Regions from separate parts of the Homo sapiens genome. Here regions 1, 2, 4 and 5 are each linked to region 3. The links are chromatin contacts, found by Hi-C or POLR2A ChIA-PET in ENCODE. All regions are on one chromosome and are shown on one strand. The core of a region is the stretch at or near the end of the contact, and the rest is flanking DNA. Distances in the headings are between cores, read along the strand shown. Region 1 holds the start of ODAD1 (outer dynein arm docking complex subunit 1). Region 2 holds the start of IRF3 (interferon regulatory factor 3). Region 3 holds the start of PPP1R15A (protein phosphatase 1 regulatory subunit 15A). Region 4 holds the start of PTOV1 (PTOV1 extended AT-hook containing adaptor protein). Region 5 holds the start of FLT3LG (fms related receptor tyrosine kinase 3 ligand).

Evidence for each region. Hi-C counts contacts between places; a loop is a spot of excess contacts on that map. ChIA-PET counts read pairs that join two places held with the same protein, here RNA polymerase II (POLR2A). Pooled maps may share reads with other maps.
Region 1: a map of CD8-positive, alpha-beta T cell shows a loop between it and region 3 (9-fold over the local background). The contact joins the promoter of ODAD1 here to the promoter of PPP1R15A in region 3. A Hi-C loop is called at or near these places in 4 of 168 maps with a recorded cell type or tissue (CD14-positive monocyte, CD8-positive, alpha-beta T cell, naive thymus-derived CD4-positive, alpha-beta T cell and 1 more), 7 of 37 single-sample maps with no recorded cell type and 20 of 50 pooled maps. POLR2A ChIA-PET finds 5 or more read pairs at or near these places in 2 of 52 experiments (GM10248 and HEK293T).
Region 2: a pooled map shows a loop between it and region 3 (12-fold over the local background). The contact joins the promoter of IRF3 here to the promoter of PPP1R15A in region 3. A Hi-C loop is called at or near these places in 1 of 168 maps with a recorded cell type or tissue (CD4-positive, alpha-beta memory T cell), 1 of 37 single-sample maps with no recorded cell type and 9 of 50 pooled maps. POLR2A ChIA-PET finds 5 or more read pairs at or near these places in 1 of 52 experiments (AG04449).
Region 4: a pooled map shows a loop between it and region 3 (11-fold over the local background). The contact joins the promoter of PTOV1 here to the promoter of PPP1R15A in region 3. A Hi-C loop is called at or near these places in 2 of 168 maps with a recorded cell type or tissue (CD8-positive, alpha-beta T cell and naive thymus-derived CD4-positive, alpha-beta T cell) and 8 of 50 pooled maps. POLR2A ChIA-PET finds 5 or more read pairs at or near these places in 4 of 52 experiments (CD4-positive, alpha-beta memory T cell, GM10248, WTC11 and 1 more).
Region 5: a loop to region 3 is called in a pooled map, with 2.7 times the contacts of the local background. The contact joins the promoter of FLT3LG here to the promoter of PPP1R15A in region 3. A Hi-C loop is called at or near these places in 8 of 50 pooled maps. POLR2A ChIA-PET finds 5 or more read pairs at or near these places in 2 of 52 experiments (GM10248 and OCI-LY7).

The regions. Positions count from the first base shown.
Region 1 is chr19:48,320,649-48,323,348 of GRCh38, reverse strand. It overlaps ODAD1 (outer dynein arm docking complex subunit 1), which reads left to right and starts at 1,378. Exons shown (of 16, transcript NM_001364171.2): 1 at 1,378-1,671; 2 at 2,538-2,577. It overlaps LOC124904735 (a long non-coding RNA gene), which reads right to left and starts at 1,881. Exons shown (of 2, transcript XR_007067284.1): 1 at 1,372-1,881; 2 at 1-559. RefSeq lists enhancers at 874-933, 944-1,003, 1,223-1,517, 1,524-1,763 and silencers at 1,114-1,403, 1,874-1,993.
Region 2 is chr19:49,664,574-49,667,273 of GRCh38, reverse strand. It overlaps IRF3 (interferon regulatory factor 3), which reads left to right and starts at 1,417. Exons shown (of 8, transcript NM_001571.6): 1 at 1,417-1,643; 2 at 2,428-2,600. The coding sequence starts at 2,436. It overlaps BCL2L12 (BCL2 like 12), which reads right to left and starts at 1,341. Exons shown (of 7, transcript NM_138639.2): 1 at 1,207-1,341; 2 at 475-589; 3 at 113-255. The coding sequence starts at 581. RefSeq lists silencers at 1,169-1,248, 1,289-1,438.
Region 3 is chr19:48,871,165-48,873,864 of GRCh38, reverse strand. It overlaps PPP1R15A (protein phosphatase 1 regulatory subunit 15A), which reads right to left and starts at 1,444. Exons shown (of 3, transcript NM_014330.5): 1 at 1,214-1,444; 2 at 1-640. The coding sequence starts at 631. RefSeq lists enhancers at 157-206, 51-661, 587-676, 1,337-1,446, 1,557-1,616 and 3 more and cis regulatory regions at 1-377, 537-1,037, 1,224-1,797.
Region 4 is chr19:49,849,709-49,852,408 of GRCh38, reverse strand. It overlaps PTOV1 (PTOV1 extended AT-hook containing adaptor protein), which reads right to left and starts at 1,250. Exons shown (of 12, transcript NM_001394010.1): 1 at 910-1,250. The coding sequence starts at 1,080. PTOV1-AS1 (PTOV1 antisense RNA 1) reads left to right here and starts at 733. Exons shown (of 4, transcript NR_040037.1): 1 at 733-841. RefSeq lists silencers at 1,052-1,341, 1,782-1,861 and an enhancer at 1,442-1,551.
Region 5 is chr19:49,472,868-49,475,567 of GRCh38, reverse strand. FLT3LG (fms related receptor tyrosine kinase 3 ligand) reads right to left here and starts at 1,353. Exons shown (of 9, transcript NM_001459.4): 1 at 1,287-1,353; 2 at 896-965. The coding sequence starts at 928. RefSeq lists a silencer at 895-974.

The DNA.
Region 1 (2,700 bases), core at 129-2,628, 550 kb after region 3:
CCAATTTTTGTATTTTTAGTAGAGACGGGGGTTTCTCCATGTTGGCCAGGCTGGCCTCGAACTCCTGACCTCCAGTGATCTGCCTGCCTTGGCCTCCCAAAATGATGGGATTACAGGCGTAAGACACTGTGCCTGGCCCCAAAGGTTTACTGTTAACTATTATTATTAATTTTGGGGATATTAAATTAGGGTCGGGGTGATGACTACTATGTACACGAGTCTCTTGGGAGGGGACCAGGTGCCCAGAACTCTGATAAATTGAGAGCAGGGGAATTCAAATCCTGGATCCAGGGAAGGGAACTGGATGATGGGATGTCTGGGTATCTGATGGGCCAGAGCTGGGTTTGGGATAGCTGTTGGTGATTCGGGCTCCCTGAGGGGGTGAGGGATGGACAGTTCAGTGCTTGGCTGGGTACCCCAAGACCTGGAAGCTGGAATACCAGTATAGCACAGACTCTAGAGCCACACTGGTTGGACTCAAAATCCAAGCTGTTTTACTCAATGGCTGTGTAATTTTTGGCAAGTTACTAATAACTTCTCTATGCCTCAGTCTCTTCATCTGAAAAATAGAGATAATAGTAAATACATTATAGGGCAGTTCTTAGGGTAGTGCTAGTCATATCAGGCATTGGGGCTCTGAGTGGAGTCAGTACTGGGGGACCCTGATTCAGGATCTCTAGGAGTTGGGGAAGGGGCAAATTCTTGGGTCCATTGGGTCTCAAGGCTAAAGTTGGGAATCCAAAATGAGGGTCCCTGGGGGAGAATAAGTAGTCTCAAACTTAAGTGCCTGAGAGACAGAAACTGGGGTCCGCACTCAGATCCCTAAGGAAGTTGCAAAGTCTGGGTCACTGAAGGAAAAATTAGGGGCTGGGGAGACATACGTTCCTCTTGGGGAGCAGGAAAAGAGGGCTCCACTTTCTTGAGAGGACTAGGGGGAGCCAGGGGCTAGGAAGATGGAAACTTGAGCCGGGGAGGTGAAAAACACGAGTCTAGGACTCAGAATCAAGTTCCCTGAGTGGGATCGGCGCCAGGCTTGGGTACCCTGGGGATATTAGGGGGGTCCCCGCACTATGGCTATGTAGAAGGGGAAGAATCAAAGGATCTGAGGGTGGCGGCGGGATCTCCCCATCCTGGGCCTCCGAGATTATGAGCTGAGCTGAGCGTACGCAGGCCGCTTCCTCCCACAGGAAACCGCAGGCTTCGGGCACACCCAGCCTGCAGGGAGAGGCGCCCACTGCCCGCCCGCCCGGGGAGGCCCACGTGGGCAGCAGCCGCCGCCGCGGAGGGGGCGTGCCTTACAGAGCGAGTGGGTGTAACCAGAGGGGGCGTGGCCAGAAACCGGGGGGCGGTATGGAGTGCCCGAGGTCTCACCCACTTCCGCCCTCCAGCGCGCGGACGTGGTAGGCGGCCAAGCGTTTTTGGCTGCTTCCCGGGAAGCCGTTGGTCGCGCTTGCGTAGTGAACCGCTGAGGCTGTGTTGAGCGCTCCTTCTCCGCGCAACTCCCGGCTTCGACACCGCCTTCCTTCCTATGAATCCTTAATTTAACGTGGTCACAGTCAGCTTAAGACCGGCACCTCTCGGGCTCCGTCTTGTAGGACCTCGGCCTGGCTTCGAGGGCTTCCATACAGGTCACCGCAGGCTCTTTCAACTCCCGCCGCTTCCAGGCCCGCGGTACTAGTGAGACCTCAGCCTCGACCTCCCCAGGACCATTTCGACCTCCCGCAGGCCTTCAAGGCCTGAGCGCCTCCCGATTAGCCCGCCCTTCACCGCCCTTCCACCGGGCCCCTCGTAAGGCCTTCCAAACGCGACCCTCGAAGCCCGCCCCTTACGGGGAAGCCCCTCCGCTCGCTGTCTGCGAAGCCCCGTCCTGTACTGGTGTCCGTGCCCCTCCCCTCGCCGGCCCCGAAGCCCCGCCCCTCGAAGTTCTTCCCACTCACTCTCCTCACAGGTCTCAGCCCCGCCCATCACAGCTCCCTACGGCACGCCCCTCTCAGGCCTCACAGCCGTGCACCTCTCAGGGCTCCGCAGCACCGCTCCACAGGCCCTCCCGGCTCCGCCCCTTTCAGGACCTCGCCGCCCATCAGTTTTGTTTGTTTGTTTGTTTGTTTTTTGAGACGGAGTCTCGCTCTGTCGCCCAGGCTGGAGTGCAGTGGCGGGATCTCGGCTCACTGCAACCTCCGCCTCCCGGGTTCAAGCGATTCTCCTGCCCCAGCCTCCTGAGTAGCTGGGATTACAGGCACGAGCCGCCATGTCCGGCTAATTTTTTGTACTTTTAGTAGAGACGGGGTTTCACCATGTTGGCCAGGTTGGTCTCGAACTCGTGACCTCAAGTGATGCGCCCGCCTCGGCCTCCCAAAATGCTGGGATTGCAGGCGTGAGCCACCGCGCCTGGCCTTGCCCATCAGTTCTCAGTCCGTGGGAACCCTGCAGGTCTACGCCTCGCATCCTTCTCCGCCCCTCCTCCCATAGTTTCTCCCGCGGCCTCAGTCCCTCCCTGGCCGCTGTCCTCAGTCCTCATTGGTCCCTTATCTCCCCAGTAACCAGACCACAACACTGAACTTGGAGCACCAAGAACAGGTCAGGCCCGTCGGCAGGTAGGGCCCAGGACTCCCCCGACCCTGCCCAACCCCCACTACAGCAGGCCGGGGTTTCCCCCTCTCCTGCGACCAAACAGCCTGGCCTCAGATATCCTGAGAGCCC
Region 2 (2,700 bases), core at 168-2,667, 790 kb before region 3:
CTGAAGGCTGGTGCTAGAGACTCCACACAGCCACCCCCTAGCTGAGTGATCTTAAACTAGCACCTTATCCCGTGTTCTGCCGGCTTCATAGATGATCATGGAAATCTCTTACCAGGCTCTAAACCATAGCAGGGGCGGATGGGCAGAGAGCAAGGCCGAGGGGACTCAGAGGGGGCTGCTCCTCGCCCCAGGGAGCAGGGAAGACATCTTCGAAGGCGGCTCAGGAAGTCTGTTGGCTCTTCTTGGGCAGGGCTTCTGGAGAGGAGGACTTCAGAGACTGACCCCACCAGAGATCCCCTGCAAGCAGTCTCTTTCCCCAACTCCCTCCCTCCCCCGCTGAGGACCTCTCTCCAAAACCCCAAAGACAGAGAATAGAGCCAGATATAAAGAGAGGAGACAGACTGAGACCAGGAGCAAGAGTTAGGAGGGAGCCTCAAATGCTGGCCCCTGGGGGAGAAGGGCCACTCCTCTTACCTAGGTGGAGTTGGAACAGGAGACCCGGCAGCCTCACCACGCCTAAGGAAGGCAGCTAGGACCCTCAGCGTGTCTTCCCGGAGCCCCAGCTCTTCAGAGCCTGCCATGGAGGCACCTGTGAGAGAGAGGGTTAGGGACTGGACTCCAAGGGTTTAGCAAGAAGTGGAGGCTTGGGGACCAGGACTTGTGAGTCCCAAGGAAGGTGCTGAGGGCCTGGACTCCTGGGTCCTTTGGAGAGTGTGGGTCTGGGGGCCTAGACTCTTGAGTCCTCAGACGAAAAAGCGATCAGGAAAAAGACTCTTCGATCCAAGGAAAGGTGGTGGGGCTGGGTGCCCAGATTCGTGGGTCTAAAGGAGGAGGGAGCTGGGGTCCTGGACTTCTGAGTCTTAGAGAAAAAGGAACTGGAGCCCCAGACCCTTAGGTCTCCCAGGAAGAAGAGGCTTAGCGCCCCAACTCCTGGATTCTATAAGAGGCATATGCCAAACTCCTGAAACCCTTAAAGCATCGGGAACTACCAATCCCAAGAGGTTTCAGGGCAAATCTTCCCCTAGGTCCGCGCTTCTTCGCCGCGCAGCCTGCTGTGAGGTGTAGTTCCAAATCTCCGACCCCTGCTGGAATCTAGAGGACCCTGGACCCTTGGATATCAGAGAAGCGGGACTGGGGTGCCCACCACTGGATCCCGGCCCCCTCCTCTTCCCTCCTCACCCCACCCCTCGTCAACACCCCGCTGACCTGGTCCGGGGCCCCACCGCCGCCTCCTCCACTCAACTTGCGGTCTCCTCCACTGAACTCGTACAAACTTTATTAGTTCAACTTTCCCGCGCCTGCGCACTGGGCCGGGTCGATAACCGGCCCAGCGTAGAAAGGGCGGAACGCTGGGTGCACGCTCAATTTGCATGTGACGCTCCCAGCATGCCTCTGGCCGGAAACCCAAAAAAGGGCATAGGGGCGGGAACAGCCCAGCGGGCCGTCCCATCGGCTTTTGGGTCTGTTACCCAAAGAATGATAAAGTTGGTTTTATTTCAAGAAGTCGATCAAAAAGAAAGCCCCAGCGCTCTAGAGCTCAGCTGACGGGAAAGGGGGTGCGCAGCCTCGAGTTTGAGAGCTACCCGGAGCTCCAAGACAGGGGTGGGTTCCAGCTGCCCGCACGCCCCGACCTTCCATCGTAGGTAACGCGGAAGAGCCCGGGAGAGCGTTGGTGGCGTCCGAGAGCGAGGAGCGGGAAAGAGGATGGGTCTGCACGGAGAGTGGAAAGGCAGGCTGTGTACTCTGGGGAAAGTGGAGCAAGGAAGGAGCTACAGTGGCCGACGCTGGAGGTCGGCTGCAGAAAAACTAGAAAAAGTAGGGAGGAAAGAGGAAAAGAGGAGGCGTCTACACTGAGGGGGTTCTAGAGAGGGAGGGGTGGACTCCGTAGATGGGGGTAGTTCAGTCTCGAAACCTGGGGCGTGCTCTGTCCTGGAGGAGGGAGGCGGGCAGTCGGAGGGGAATTGAATGGAAGTTCTGTGTTGGAAATGTTTTGGGAGATCTTCTGTAGGGGGACTGTGGAAGGGGGTCTACATTGGGGTAAGTGCAGGAGGTAGAGGCTTACACGTGAATCGATTCTGCACTGAAATAACTAGGGAAAGAGGATGCTACCCTGAAAGTGGGGATACTTACTTTCGATGATGTGGGGGAGGGAGGAGGTCTATACTGGCGGAATTGAGGGAGTGGAGGGTCTGCACTGAAGACGCTGGGGAAGGATGTGCCATGGATATGGGAAGGAACCCTAGCTGATTAGAGAGCCTCTCGGGAGGATGGGAGGATGGGAAGAGGAGGTTTCCTGTTTGTACCCCCGAAAATATGGGTGAAGGACCTGTGCCGTGGCCCGTGAGAAGGAGGTCTGGGTGCGGAAACTCCAGGCCAGGTGGGTCCGGGGGAGGCCGGTCGCGCCCAGGAAATGCCCTATACGCGCAGGCCGGACCATGGGAACCCCAAAGCCACGGATCCTGCCCTGGCTGGTGTCGCAGCTGGACCTGGGGCAACTGGAGGGCGTGGCCTGGGTGAACAAGAGCCGCACGCGCTTCCGCATCCCTTGGAAGCACGGCCTACGGCAGGATGCACAGCAGGAGGATTTCGGAATCTTCCAGGTGCGTGCGACGACCTGGGACGCTGGAAACCCGGAGCTGCGCGCTGGGCGGAAAGGACTCCTAGTGGGCCCGGCTGAGAAGGCGGAGGTGGCGCGCGAGG
Region 3 (2,700 bases), core at 195-2,694:
AGGCAGAAGTAGAGGTTCTGTGAGCTTCTTTCTTTACAGCTTCTTCATCGTCCTCCTCCTCCACGGCTGGACAACACTCCCGGTGTGATGGTGGATAAGAGAACTTGTTAACTCCCTCCTCTTCAGCAACTCCCTCTTCCTCGGCTTTCTCCTCCCCTGGGTTCTTATCAGAACCTTGCAGTGTCCTTATCAGAAGGCTGGGAGACAGGGGAGCACGCTGGCCATCTGCAAATTGACTTCCCTGCCCTCTAGGGACACTGGTTGCCTCTCGCTCACCATACATGCCATCATCATCATCCAAAAGTCCCCAGGCTTCAGGAAGGGAACTGCTGGTTTTCAGCCCCAGTGTTTCTCTGTCCTCTCCAGGGCCTCCACTGTCTTCAGCCTCCTCTTCAGGGCGTCTGCCCCAAGGGGTATGGGGGATTGCCAGAGGAGTCCTAGCTTCTCCCTCCAGGCCAGCTTCTACCAGAGCTGCTCCTTTTACTGCTTCCACCAGCCAGGGCTCTAGAGGTCCCAGGCCCCTCAGGCGGCTCCAGGCGCGGCTGAGGAGGCCCATCACTGGGGACAGGAGGAAGAAAGGGTGGGCATCCCTCCACGGGGTAGCCTGATGGGGTGCTTGGCCTGGGGCCATGTGTCTGGGCTGGAAAAGGGGGAGAAAAAAATAAAGTTTAGGGGCCATTTAGAGGATGGCATCCGGGCGTGACTATGAGTCATAGCAACGGAAATAGTAACACAACTATTGTAAATAGCAACGCGAGAGTCCCAAATTCCTTTCTGATCTCGGCCACGCCCATCTCTGTCCCTTGGCTCTGTTCTTATCTCTCAATAGCCAGGAGTCTGAGCCCCTAGTTCTGCCTTAGATCCAAGGGTCCAAGCCCCCAGCCCTCTCTTTCTTCAGACGCAGAACTCCCAGTCCCAAGAACCAAGAACAAAAGTCTTTACTTGCTTCCCTTGGCGACAAAGTCATAGTCCCTAGCTCTCTCATTCTGCTGAAGATTGACAAATCAAACCCTCACACCCTCCTCCCTCGCAGACTGAAACATTCTGACCCGACCCCCTACTTGGCAGATGATTCCTTCACGGGGGACCCAAGAATCTGGCTTCCAGATCCCTCCTCCCTCAGGCTCAGGACTCCAGGCTCCCAACCCCTTCTCCTTTCTAAATCCGGGCCCCCAGCCCCGTGGGGACCCAGGCGTTCCGACCCCTTACTCACCGGCTGGGAGCTGCGCGTCACCCCGGGGGCAGGAGCGCCGGTTCGGTCTGCCAGAAGCGATCACAGGTCCGGACGGTTAGGGAGGCCAGCGCGTTCATCTCACCCTCAGGCGTCGGGCTCCGAGTAACTCAGAGTATCTCCGGCTGCCTCAAGTGCCGTGGCGACAAGCGGGCGCGGGGTCGTGCAGCGTCTTGCATAAGATCAACAACTGGGATGGGAACCGATAAGAGCAACGAACACAATGGCCACTAGGCTTTTATAGCCTACCGCGCCCGGCGTGCTGACGTCACGAAGAGAGGCGGGGTTTCGAGACCGCAACCCGAAGGGTGGGAAGTGGAAGTAAGACAGGACTTCTCGCGGAGATTCCAGCTTTTGCAACGTCACGGCGGAGTTTCCGAGCGTGACCACGCCCCTCCAACAAACGAACTGTCAATCAAATGCGTGGCCCTGCTTCAACAGCGAGCCAGTTCTCTCTCAGCTCAGGGTCAATGCCTTCCCACCCCAATTTATTTATTTATTTAGTTAGTTATTTTGAGGCGGAGTTTTGCTCTTGTTGCTCAGGCTGGAATGCAAAGGGGCGATCTCGGCTCACCGCAACCTCCGCCTTCGGGGTTCAAGCGATTCTCCTGCCTCAGCATCCCGAGTATCTGGGATTGCAGGCATGTGCCGCCACGCCCGGCTAATTTTGTATTTGTTTAGTAGAGACGTAGTTTCTCCATGTTGGTCAGGCTGGTCTGGAACTCCCGACGTCAGGGGATCCTCCCGCCTTGGCCTCCCAAAGTGCTGGGATTGCAGGCATGTGCCGCCACGCCCGGCTAATTTTGTATTTGTTTAGTAGAGACGTAGTTTCTCCATGTTGGTCAGGCTGGTCTGGAACTCCCGACGTCAGGGGATCCTCCCGCCTTGGCCTCCCAAAGTGCTGGGATTACAGGCGTGAGTCACCGCGCCCGGCCTATTTATTTATTTATTTATTCATTATTTATTTTTCTGAGACGGGATTTCACCATGTTTGCTAGGCTGGTCTCGAACTCCTGACCTCAGGTGTTCTGCCTGCCTTGGCCTCCCAAAGTGCTGGGATTGCAGGCGTGAGCCACCACTCCAGGCCTATTTATTTATTTGTTATTTTTTATTTTTTTATTTTTTTTTGAGATGGAGTCTCGCTCTGTCACCGAGGCTGGAGTGCAATGGCGTGATCTCGGCTCACTGCAACCTCCATCTTCCGGGTTCAAGCGATTCTCCCTCTTCAGCCTCCGAGTAGCTGGGATTACAGGCACGCACTACCACACTCAGCTAATTTTTTGTATTTTTAGTAGAGACAGTGTTTCGCCATGTTGCCCAGGCTGTTCTCGAACTCCTGAGCTCAGGCAGTCTGCCTGCCTCGGCTTCCCAAAGTGTTAGGATTATAGGCGTGAGCTACTGCACCCAGCCTATTTATTTTTTGAGTAGGCGTCTCACTCTGTCGCCCAGGCTGGAGTTCAGTGGCGCCA
Region 4 (2,700 bases), core at 1-2,500, 980 kb before region 3:
AACTAGATGCGAATGCTGCAGGAAGGGGCGAAGGCAGTGGAGTGAAGGGGTACGTTTAAGTTGTGGGAGGTGATCTAAGTCTCGGTATCCATGTTTATGACCCCAGGAAGCCTGTTTAAGGTTTCAGTAGGGCTGCCACAGCTCTGTGCCATCCACACCGCTGAGGCAGTGTATTTAAGAAGCGGACCCGAGCGCGAACCCAGGGGAAATCTCACATCGGGGCAAGCGTGTGCACGGTGCAAAGTCGCGATGTGCGGTTTTACAGCCCCAGGTAAACCTTACGGTTTCTGAAAAGCATGTGCATCTTTTGGGTCCGGAGAAGCGTGTGCAGCCCAAAGTACCTGCGAAGCTGAATGTTTACGTTTAAGGTCTGGGCTCACGGCAGTCCATCAAAGCATCCCACATGTGGGCGCGGGCGCGTATTCTAGGTGCGCACTCCACGGGCACGGAGCGGCCGCCAGGGGAGAACGCCCACGGGTGCGACATCTGGGGGCGCTGGTACAAAGCGCGGGCCCCTCCCTCGCCGCTGTCCCCCAAAACCGCCCCCATTTCCAGGTTTCCTGCCCGGAGAGCGAGCAACTCTCCAATAGGAAAAACAAGCGAGCGTGCCGGCTGCCTGTCTGCCGCCCCCAGCCCGCGTTTAAATCGGGCCGCGGAGTCAGCAGTAATATGAGCCCGCCCCGCCCCCGTCCCCCAACCCCCCACCCCGGCCCGAACGCGCAACAAAGGGGAGAGCGCGGCGCGAACCACCGGGTGCTCCACGGGGGAACCCGGCCCCGGGCGGGACCACCCTTCGGGCCACAGGGGACACCCCGGAGCGGCGGGGGCTGCGGACAAAGGCGTGAGCCCGGGATAGGGGCTGGGGGGGCGGGGCCGTGGAAGGCTCTGGAAAAAGGGCGGGGGGCTCACCATGGGAGGGGCCGAGCGGGCCCGGATCCGCGGAGGCTGCGGGCCTCGGGGGCTGGCAGGCCAGGAGCGCGAGCGGACGGCGCGCACCACGAGGGGCCGCGGAGGGCGGCCGCGACCCCCGAGGGGGCCCCCGGCGCCGGAGCGGTACGGGGCACGGCGCGGACGGACCATGGCGGGCGCGGGCCGAGCGGGCGGGGAGCTGCCGCGGGCCACAAGGGGGGCTGCGGGCTCCACCGACTGAGGGGCGCGGGCGCGGGCGCGCGGCTTCGGGGGAGACGGGCTGAGCCGTACCAAGCTCGGGGGACGCGCCGCCGGAGTGGGGTCGCCGCGGCCGAACCACTGAGGCGAGCGGGGGAGCCCGGCGCGTACCAAGCGCGTCCGAGGGGGCGTGGCCGGAGCGTACCAAGGCGGCGCGGGGGAGCGGGGCCCGGGCGGGAGCGGAGTGTGGGCTCGGCGGTCCTGCGGGCCTCTCCGGCGCGGGGGAGTCCTGGGAAGACGCGCGAGCCACAACTTCAGGGGGCGTGGCGGGAACGGGAGCCCCTACCGAATGGGGTGGCAGAAGAACGAAGGCGACACCAAGCTGGCCCCTTGCGGGGGTCGGGACGGCGGGAGACCTCATCCGGAGCCCTGGGCCCGCAGAGCCAGGAGACCGCGCCAAAATACATCAGGGAAGAGGGGAGGACGGAATAATGGGCCTGGGGACAAAGGAACCCACTGAAAGGGAACCCACTGAGGGTACGGATTGCACCCGAGCCTGAGACAGCTGAAGGTTTGCAGTCGGTGACGTGGCGAGGTGGGCAAGGGACTCCAACTCCCAGCGGGCCCCGCGCGGCCTGGGCGGGGCCAGCTGTCCCTGGAGGCTCCGCCCATTAGCCCCGGCGCCCAGGCTCCGCCCGCCGTCCCTGGCGACTCCAAGCTTCTCGCCACTCACGTCGCTCCCCGGCCTTCCGTGGATTCGCTCATTCGCTCTGCTAAAATGGAATGACTACTTACTAGTAGTTGTATAAGATTTTTCCCTCGATTTTTGTTCCTTAAACGTGGGTAATACCTAACCCTAGAGTGGTTATGGGGATCGAGCCCGAGGGGCTGTGCTTGACTGCTTGGCGCAGTCACTACTCAAATGTTAGCTTTTCTTTAAAAACAACAACAAAAATCTGTTATGAGTACCCTGTCCAGTTCTGTGCTCGGCGACGACCGAATCAGACCACGTCCCTCACAGGCCCCACGGTCCACTGGGGAGAGACATAATCACAGGCTGTGCTAAGTGTTAACTAGCGCACATCCACAGGGCGATGGGATATGACCATAGCGAGGTAAAGTTAGCAAGCAAGGGAAGTCAAGAAAACGACCTGTGAGCAACCTGCCATTCCAGATGGCTGGAAAAGTGTGCAAAGAGGACAGAACAGCAAAGACAAATCCTGAAAGTAGAAGGAATAAAAGGGAGCCAGTGTGGGCGGAGTCGAGTGAAGGTAGAGAGGAGAAATAGACACAGCTGTAGGAGGTTAGAGACGGAGTCCCTACTTCTGTTTCGGATGTTGACTAAACAATGTAGATAGATATTGATGTCATAGCCTGGAGAGAGAAATTCGGGAGTCATCAGTGTTTGAATGGAGACTGGATGAGCTCACAAAGAGACTGGGACACTCATCCCTTTAGCAGTCACGACAATGAGAAGCAACCAGCAAAGGACACGGAGGAGTGGCCAGTGAAATGGCAGAAGAACCCGTAGGCCTGTCCATGTTTTCCTGCCCAGGGGCTCCCGAGGGCTGACTGGAGCCCAGCCTTAAACCC
Region 5 (2,700 bases), core at 104-2,603, 600 kb before region 3:
TCCACACTTTCTGGAGACATGGCCCCATCTCTGCCTGTCTTTCCCGGTTTCTCTCTGCCTCTGGTCCAATGCTGTCCAGTTTGCATCCCCCTCTGCCCCACCCCTCTCTCTCCCCATCTCCCCCACTCTGCTGGTCTCTCTCCAACCACCTCATCTTCACGTCTGGTTTCCTCGCCCGGGTTCCTCCAGCTCTGTCCCTCCCTCTGCCTTCTACACCACTGTTGCCTGCTTCTCTCTTGATCTTGGTCCACGTCCTCTTCATTTGTTCTTGGCTCTGTCCACCTTCCCTCTCCTCTGTCCATCTCCCCCCTTTTCTGTCCATCTCCCCCTCCTCTGTCCATCTCCCCCCTCCTCTGTCTCTCTTCCTCTCCTCTGTCCGTCTCCCTCCTCCTGTCCACCTCCCCCTCCTCTTCATCTCCCTCTCCTCTGTCCATCTCCCCCTCCTGTCCATCTCCCCTCTCCTCTGTCCATACCCCCTCCTCTCCATCTTCCCTCCTGTCCATCTCCCCCACCTCTGTCCATCTCCCCCTTCTCTGTCCATCTCCCTCCTCCTGTCCACCTCCCTCCTCTTTATCTCCCTCTCCTCTGTTCATCTGCCCTCTCCTCTGTCCATCTCCCCCTCCTCTGTCCATCTCCCCGCTCCTGTCCATCTCCCACTCCTCTCTATCTCCCTCTCCTCTATCTCCCCCTCCTCTGTCCATCTCCCCATCCTCTGTCCATCTCCCCCTCCTCTGTCCGTCTCCTCTCCTATCCATCTCCCCTCACATCTGTCCATCTCCCCTCCTATTTCCTCGTCATCTGTCCATCTGTTCTCCCGTCCATCTCCCCTCATCTCTGCCCCATCCTGACATTGTGCCTCCCCTCTCCCCTGATCTTGTCCCTGGGGTTTACGCACTGTTGGGCTCCAGGCTGGCGCCAGCACTGTCATTTCGGCCGGGGGCCCCTCATGCCTCCTGTCGCCGGGTCTTGGAAGGGACAGAAGAACAAGTCTCGGACCCTCATGCCCCAGCCCCTGCCCTGCCCGCCCCTTTGCCTCCCCGCCCCTCCCGCGTCCCATTGATGTGGCTGAGTTTCCGCCCCTTCCTCCCCCAGGCTTCCTGCGTCTGCCCCAGTTACGGTGAAAACTCTTCATCTCCACTTCTAAGAACCTCGACGTCTGGTCCCCAGAACCCTCCCCAGGTTAGGGACCCGGGAACCCAGCCCCCCACCCTCTGCTCCCCCTGCCCCAGGAGTGGGGACCCTGGCTCCGCCCCTTGGGGACCTAGAGTCCAAGTCTCCTCACGCACCAGGCTTGCCCCAGTTGGGTGTGGAAGGGGCCAAGCCGGGTGACAGCCAGAGACCGAAAGTGAAAGGAAATTTTTGGGGGGAGACAGTCAAGGGGTGGAATCTGGGCCCAGGCGGAGCGCGCCCCCTGGTGGTGAGAGGCGGCCGCTCACGCCGCAGATGGCGCGTTCTCCGGACGCCCCGCAGCGGGGGCTGCAGTGGGGCTGACTCCCTGGGTGGCACGCCCAGTGCATGGTGAGCTGGGGCTGGAACCCGGATCTGTCTCTGGGAACTCGCAGTTGCTGTGTCTTACCGTCCTCCGGGCCCCAACTTTGCCCCGCCAAGGCTTGGCACACAGGACTCAGGATGCATCTTGTCACATTGGGCCTGGCAGGTGTCGCCCTAGCACTAGCTTTATCACTGTGGGAGCTTGGCCAGCCCCTTGACCTCTCTAAGCCTCGGCTTCTCCAACTCCAAACTGAGGGGTGAGGTGGTACATGAGACAAAATAGAAGCTCTCTTCCACATCTGTGGATCTCTGAATCTCTGAAGCATTTTTTTTTTTTAGATGGGGTCTCACTCTGTTGCCCAGGCTGGAGTGCAGTGGCACAGTCTCGGCTCACGGCAACCTCCGCCTCCTGGGCTTAAGCAATTCTTGTGCCTCAGGCTCCCAAGTAGCTGGAATTGCAGGTGCGTGCCACCATGCCCGGCTAATTTTTGTATTTTTAGTAGAGACGAGGTTTCACTATGTTGGCCAGGCTGATCTCGAACTCCTGACCTCAGGTGATCAGCCTGCCTCGGCCTCCCAAAATGCTGGGATTACAGGTGTGACCCATCACGCCCATCCTGAATCTCTTGCTCACCCATCTGATCCGTGGCAGACTGTCCTGAAACATCTGCTGCCCCCACCCCCCCAGCAGGAGGATTCGAGGTCCCATCCTGGGGAACTCGGACATGGCCACACTCACTTTGGCCAGTCACATGAGGGTGGAGGTGACAGGTGTCACTTCTGAATGGAAGTCTAAGGGACCGGGGAGTGGATGGTGGAGGATGCATGGAGAGAGCGCCTCTATCAGCCAAGTTTCCTGTGCCACTCGGAGGAGCACAGGGATCCTGCCAGCCCCGGATGAGCACAGGGAGTGTAAGCAACAAACTAATGTTGTGGTTGTGGCCCACGCAGATTCGGGGGTTATGTGTTACTGCAGCAAAGCCTCGCCCGTCCTGGCCTTCATCATCCATTTCCCTTCCCTGATCCCTCTGCCTGCCTCACTTCCTGTTCAGCCTGGGTTAGCTGCCTTGTCGCACCCAATGGTCAGACCTTCCATCTGGCTAGAAAGATTTAAATGAAGCAGAGAGGCAGAGATACAAGCCCCAATAGCTCATGTGGCCCATGGACAAAGGACCTGCTCTAGCTCCTTCCTGACCAAGTCCTGGGGCC